Regions from separate parts of the Homo sapiens genome. Here region 1 is linked to region 2. A link is a contact called in ENCODE Hi-C data. All regions are on one chromosome and are shown on one strand. The core of a region is the stretch at or near the end of the contact, and the rest is flanking DNA. Distances in the headings are between cores, read along the strand shown.

Evidence for each region. Hi-C counts contacts between places; a loop is a spot of excess contacts on that map. Pooled maps may share reads with other maps.
Region 1: a loop to region 2 is called in a map of heart left ventricle, with 5 times the contacts of the local background. The contact joins two enhancer-like sites. A Hi-C loop is called at or near these places in 8 of 168 maps with a recorded cell type or tissue (K562, Right ventricle myocardium inferior, heart left ventricle and 1 more) and 7 of 50 pooled maps.

The regions. Positions count from the first base shown.
Region 1 is chr16:29,176,053-29,179,557 of GRCh38, forward strand. No RefSeq gene overlaps it. Among named protein-coding and RNA genes, the nearest start is that of LAT, 190 kb to the left of the region's middle. Within about 2 kb of position 2,013, at least 15 of the 41 ENCODE cell types and tissues checked have a DNase peak (open chromatin) inside an H3K27ac peak, as active enhancers do; they include heart left ventricle, where a contact is called at or near this core.
Region 2 is chr16:29,117,443-29,120,909 of GRCh38, forward strand. No RefSeq gene overlaps it. Among named protein-coding and RNA genes, the nearest start is that of LAT, 130 kb to the left of the region's middle. Within about 2 kb of position 1,354, at least 6 of the 41 ENCODE cell types and tissues checked have a DNase peak (open chromatin) inside an H3K27ac peak, as active enhancers do; they include heart left ventricle, where a contact is called at or near this core.

The DNA.
Region 1 (3,505 bases), core at 763-3,262, 59 kb after region 2:
GCGATGTCCAAGGGTGCATCCAGGGTGAAACTGCAGGGCCACGTTCAGCACAGGGAAGCAGAGAAAGAAGGTGAGAATAAATCAGCTGTCCTTCCTGCGAGACCCGGCTGGGCGGGGGGTCTGGGAAAGGCTGCCCTGGGAGGGTGAGCAGGTTCCCTGGGCTCTCAGCCACAGCCCTGCCCTACTTTGCTAGGTCAGGCGAAGGCACCTGACCTTCGCCTCCTGGCCCTGGCCCTGCCATCCAGGCTGGGCAGATGATGTTGGCAGGCCAGAATCCTGCGAGGGTTATCCTGAGGCTTGAAGGTGGAAATAGATGGGAGGGACCTTGAAAAGCTCAGAGTGATGCCTAAGCGGGTCCTTATCAACGGCCCAGTGTGAGCCTCAAGCACTGAACTCCAGCCTCAGGACTGAGAAGGTCATTATCAACAGCACAGACCTCAGCGTGAGCCTGAAGTCTCAGGAGCTTGAAGAACTGCTTCTGTTTACTGAGCACGCGTGATGTGCCAGGTGTGGCCCTGGGGCTCGAACTCTATTGCCCGGTCTATAAAGCACATGTTGTCACCACCCCGTTTTACAGAGGAGGAAACTGAGGCTTGGGGAGGCTCATCAGCTCACCCTGCGGGGAGTCGGCCGGCAGCAGCTGCGTCACTGTGGATCCCACCCGAGGGTCCCTGATGTGGGTCACACCTGTGTGCTGGCTTTAATCCCCAGCCCCACCTGGATGTGCAGCCTGGGGCCAGCATGGCCCACAAGGGTGGGACGGATGGCATCGTCACCCTCCACGCACAGGGGCCTGAGAGCTCAGGGCCCCTCAGGGAGAGCCCCTGCGGCAGAATCAGAGTCTCAGGAATAAAGGCAAGCAGAGGTCTCAGTTTCTCTGCCTGAAAACTGGGGGTGGCAATCCCCACCTCACTGGCCTGTGATTAGGATGGGAGGAGACAGGCTGAGATGGGGCCCCAGGCACTTCACCGACACCCGGTGAGCACTCACTGAATCCTCACCTGGAGAAGCCCTGGGGGGGTGGGGGGCTCAGCGGCCCTGCCCACGGAATGCCCACCTGGGGCTTCTTCAGTCATGGCATCAGGGGCAAGTGCTTGATCATTTTGTGCCTCAGTTTCCCCCTGTGTCAATGGAGATTTCAGCAGTTCCAACCTGTTCAACACCATGAAGATGGAATAGGTTAGCGTGCTTAACGCACTCAGGGCCGTCTCCAGCCTTAAGGAGGCACCGCCCAGAGCGGGTGGAGCGCCTAGCGGGGTGGGGTGCAGAGCGGGCTGGGGCGCCGAGCAGGGTGGGGCACCGAGGCTGTGTTCCTTGTTGCTGGGGGGATACAGATGCCCCCCCACTCCTTCCGCCTAAGACGCAACCACCAGCCTGGAACTGGAAGTGGGGATCACCCCCACCTTCGGGCCTCTGCTCCCCCGACACGTGGCCCATGGCCATGCATCTCCCTGCAGCGGGAGAAGAAAGCCAGGAGGTGGCCCAGGCCCAGGGCTGACATGTGTCAGACACGGGTGAAAATGCTGCCTTTGTGTCTGACATCTGTCTCTTGCTGTTAAACGATGACAGCTTGTCAGAAACATCACACACGTTTGCTCTAATTAAGGGAACGTTGTGAACAAGTCGCAGCCTTGGGGGGAGCTGTACCGGCTGGATGTGTCCTCTGAGCGGCCCCTGCCTGTGTCCTCCCTGTGGCCTCCCAGGCCATGCACTGGCTCTGTGTCTCCTGCATCTTCACTTGTCTGCCTGGCTGGCGGCCAGCGGCACCAGACCAAGGACCCGCCGCTATTTCCCTGTGTTCACTGCCTTCCTCTTCGCAAGGACACCGAGAGCCCCTGGCTCTGGGCCTCCCATCTGCCCTTCCTCCCGCCCATCGTCAGCGTTTACGAGGGTCTGCCACGTGCCAGGCGCAGGGGAAACAGCGCAGGGTCGGAGGCAGAACCCGCCTACTGGGGAGACAGGAGTGGGGAGTGGCCTCACACCCCACAGGAGGGGATGGAGGAGGTATGCCTGGGGCCATGCCAGAGCAAGGCAGAGGCTTGGTCCAGCCTGTGGCAGTGAGCAGCCGGTGGGACAGAGGCCACAGCAAGGCCAAAGGTGTGGGGAGGGCGGGGGGTGTCTCTCTGGTCCTGGCAGAGCTGCCAGTCCCTACTACGTCTGTTTGTTGATTGGGTCATGTTTAACTTCGGGAACCATGCACAGTGTTGGCCACGAGATGCCGTAACCAGAATAAAACAGGACTCTGGCGTCAACGTAGCTGTCTCATGTCCTGTCAGGAGGTAGGGCAGAGATAAGGGGCTGGTGTGATTAACGCCAGCTGCCTCTGCCCTGGTGGAGAGGACGGAGGACATCACGTCCCTCCAGCCACCCCAGCCTGTGACACGTGACATTTAAAGATTTTTCTTGCTCTTTGAGGCACATTTTTCTATTTTCAAGGACAGATGAGGTCACAGACGCAGTGTGTGCTGCATTTGAAATGTTTTAGGCTAATTTTTGGCCTTTGATTCCAAAGCCTCTTTAAGACATATGTTCTCTCTGTCATCACCCGTGTGGCCCAGCGAAATCCTGAACTCTAAGGAGAAGGCAAATCTCTCTCCTTGCTTTTCAGCCTCAGACAGTGAAGTGAGAAGTTCAACATGCTGGGCTTTGTAGCTGTTTTCTCCTTGTTTTCTAGACGTGTCCATATTCTAGAGTCTCTTATCTTGGGAAGTTACATGCTCTGTTTTTGCCTTTTTTTTTTTTTCTTTTTTTGAGGCAGGGTCTCGCTCTGTAGCCCAGGCTGGAGTGCAATGGTGTGATCTCGGCTCACTGCAACCTCCACCTCCCAGGCCCATGCAATTCTCAAGCCTCAGCCTCCTGAGTATCTGGGATTACAGGCTCCCACCATGACGCCCAGCTAATTCTTATATTTTTAGTAGAGACAGGGTTTCACCATGTTGGCCAGGCTGGTCTCGAACTCCTGACCTCAAATGATCCGCCCACCTCAGCTTCCCAAACAGGCATGAGCCACTGCACCCGGCCCATTGTTGCCTATTTAACGATTACAAAAAAAAAAAAATCTTTAAACTTAAGTGACCTTAAGTCCCAGGGAAGGGTGATGCGTCATGTTCAAGGAAACAGCTTTGCAGTCAACCGACTAGCATTTTAAAAGCAATTATTTTGGAGCATTTCAAACACACACACATAATGAATGCATGCCACCTGGGGCTGGGCCACAGCACCACGGCCCCTCGTGCTATCTCTGCTCCCCCCACCTCCCCTCCCACTGGGCTATTGGTGGCAAATCCCAGATGCCTTTCTCAAACTCACGCATTGGAATCCCACAGCACTAGCTTTGCCATCCAGCCCCTGCGAGCCTCGTGCTTGGCCGCTGTTCACCAGGCCAAGCTGCCCTCTTGGGTTTGCCGCTGTTGGTGCAGAGGCGCCTGCAATGGGCCCAGGGCGGCGGTTCTGCTGCCAGATCTGGTCTTCCAAATGGCTTCTAATTGCTTCTGGCAAGAGCTCC
Region 2 (3,467 bases), core at 104-2,603:
GTTACTCTGAGATGAGGCCTTCGCCCTGCACAAATGCTGTCACTCACATGTTTCCCCCCAGCAGGAGTTTGTTTACCATGTCCTCTGTGCAGGGACGCTGTTGGGCTCCCAGGTCAGGTGTGCAAAGCTGTTGGACCCAATGCCTTTTTTTTAGGATAGTTTTTTGGGGTAATGTCCTCTTACCCTAAAATGCAGTTCTTAGAAAATATAATTTATGTTTCCAAAAAAAAAGAAAATGTAATTTATAACTTATAGTTATTAGACTGCCCTAGCTGTAGAGAATGAATGTGATAGTATTGTGTAATAAGACAACACATTTCAACATGGTGATGGTTAGCCGTGAAAAAGCCGGACGTCCCACCTGGTGTGTTGCGTCCTGGTGACCGGGGGGCGGTCCCTGCAGATGGACCCAGGTGTGACACTGGGAGTTCAGCCCCCAGCTGGTGATGGAATATTACAGAATGGTGAGCAGTTCCTAATGAACTTTCACATAAAGCAAAGTATAATTTTTTCTAGACTTATGTAATAGTTGAATTCATGGAAAATTCAAGTCATAGTAAGACCGTGCAAAAATGTTTTGTGTGTAAACGTTGAATAGAGTAAGATTCTGAGTTCAGAGAGTTAGAAGCATGTTTTCCACTCATGAAGTTCTGGTTCATTGTAAGTTTTGTATGTGGAGAGTTTTTGTTGGGTGAGACTGTCTCGCTCATTGAAGGACGTCTCAACCTCCCTTGCCTCTGCCTGCCAAATTCCAGTACTCTCTGAATCTTGACCACCAAAGATGTCCCACGGGATCTCAAAGCACCCCTGGGCACCTGCATTGAGAACCACTGTTCTAAGGAATTAAACACAAGGATGAACGAACCTCTCCTGCCCCCGGAACCTTGTGTGCTGGTGGACGGCTGCCCATCACGTGTCACTTGTCACTTGTCACGTTGTGCCAGTGCTGGGCAGGTCATTGTCACCACTTGGGAAAAGTGTTGACAAAATTGGTCGTTAGATTCCACCACTGACAATGTGCGATGGGGAGAGAAGTTCCTCTGTGAAGAACTCCAAAGGCTGAGTGTGGTTTCTGTCGTGGGTTGGCCTTGAGGGTGCCTTGCTTGGATTCCATCTGCACAGGGCGGAGCTTGGGCCTCTGGCTGTCACAGTTGCCCTGACAGACACTGAGGTGACCTTGGCCAAGTCACGCATTCATTTCCATCTGAGTTTCTAGTTTAAGATAAGAGGAAGAGGACCTGGAGCTCCTCTGGGGCTGCTTCGGCCCAGGGTCCTCCTGCTTTCTGAGGGTAACAGTGTCTGTGCCCATGAAAACGTGATGTTAGTCACAGACCTGCCGTGGCAGAAATCCCCCATGCTTCCCTCTGCTGGGGGCAGGTGTTATCATTCACAGCCCTGCGGTGGTTGTCTGTCTGCTTGTCAACAAGCAGTGAAATAAGAGTAAAGTTGCCTAATACTGACTCAGATGCACAATCCAGTTAACCCAGATGTGTGAGATCTTCCGGTTTGAAAGAACTGTATTGGCAAGGCAAAATCAACCTATTGTAGAATATATTTATTGTATATCAGCATGGGGATTATTAATATTGCTAATAAAACCATTATTTGTAAAAATTAAGATTAATAGAAGAATCGTTCTATTTTCTCATAGTTTTAAATAGGATAAAAATATATTCTATTCAAAATCCTATTTAAAATATATCCTATTCAAAATTAAAAGAAAATGTAAGAATGGTTTCCTTTTTTTTGAGACTCTGCTCTGCCACCCAGGCTGGAGTGCAGTGGCGCAATCTTGGCTCACTGCAGCCTCTGCCTCCCAGGCTCAAGCAATTCTCCTGCCTCATCCTCCCGAGTAGCTGGGATTACAGGCATGCACCACGCCGCCCAGCTAATTTTTGTAATTTTAGAAGAGACAGGGTTTTGCCACATTAGCCAGGCTGGTCTTGAACTCTTTACCTTAGGTGATCTGCCTGCCTCGGCCTCCCAGAGTGCTGGGATTAAAGGCGTGAGCCACCACGCCTAGTGGAGTGATTTCCTTTCATAGTAAAGTTTTAAATATGGCATATTTGAATGACTTTTAAAGAAGGAGACTGGGTGTGATGGCTCACACCTATAATTCCAGCATTTTGGAAGGCCAAGATGGAAGGATCACTTGAACCCAAGAGTTCCAGACCAGCATGGGCAACATAGTGAGACCCCCATCTCTACAAAAAAATTTAAAAAATTAGCTGGGCACAGTAGAACCTGCCTATAATCCCTTAGGGGGCTGAGGTGGGAGGATTGCTTGAGCCTGGGAAGGTGAGACTATGGTGAGCTGTGACTCTGCCACTGCACTCCCGGCTGAATGAGACCCTAACTCAAAAAAAAAAAAAAAAAAAAAAAAAAGGATGTTATTAAGTCTGGCATTTCTTTCCATGTAAGTTCTTTTTAAAAGGCAGTCTCACTCTGTCATGCAGGCTGGAGTACAGTGGTGCAGTCTCGGCTCACTGCAACCTCTGCCTCCCGGATTCAAGCGATTCTCCCACCTCAGCCTCCCGAGTAGATGGAACTATAGGTGCACGCTACTATGCTTGGCTAATTTTTGTATTTTTTAATAGAGATGAGGTTTTGCCATGTTGGACAGGCTGGTATCTTTCCATATAAGTCCTGAAAATTAGAAATAAAAATTGCCAACAGTTGAAAGCTGTTGACAGAAAATTGTAGGGGAGAAATAACAGATAAGAACATAATCCCAGTATGTCAATGAAAAAAAGTATGTTTAAATTAGAAAGTTACTAATTTGTGAACACATATGAGTGAATCAGAATTGTCTGTCTAAAATTGGGCAGTGGAACATTGAAAAGGAAAAGTCTCCAAAGTTAAAAATTGGTTAGCATTCCGAATAATAAAGTGCTTCTATGGATTATTTATTTTGGGACTCAGATATTTTGAGATGGAGTCTCGCTCTGTCACCCAGGCTGGAGTGCAATGGCATGATCTTGGCTCACTGCAACCTCTGCCTCCCAGGTTCTAGTGATTCTCCTGCCTCAGCCTCCTGAGTAGCTGGGATTATGGGTGCAGGCCACCACGCCTGGCTAATTTTTTTTTTTTAATTAGAGATGGGGTTTCACCATGTTGGTCAGTCTGATCTCAAACTCCTGACCTCATGATCCACCCGCCTCAGCCTCCCAAAGTGCTGGGATACAGGTGTGAGCCACCGCCCCCAGCCGGGACTCAAATATTTTAAATGAAGATTAGAAGTATGTAAGTCACAGATAGTATTACATCCAAATCGTATGCTGTTAAAATAGCCCGGGGTTCCCAGGGCTCACTCCTTGCTGTGAGGGATTAGCTGGGAAGTCCGAGTGTAATCTTACAGCACAGATGCAGACACCTTAAGGGGCTCTGAGTTGTGACGAGGCCCCTGGAGAGAGTGCGAGAAGCTGCCCCCTGCGGTGTCACTCGCCCTTCTGTTTAGCGCGGCTGCA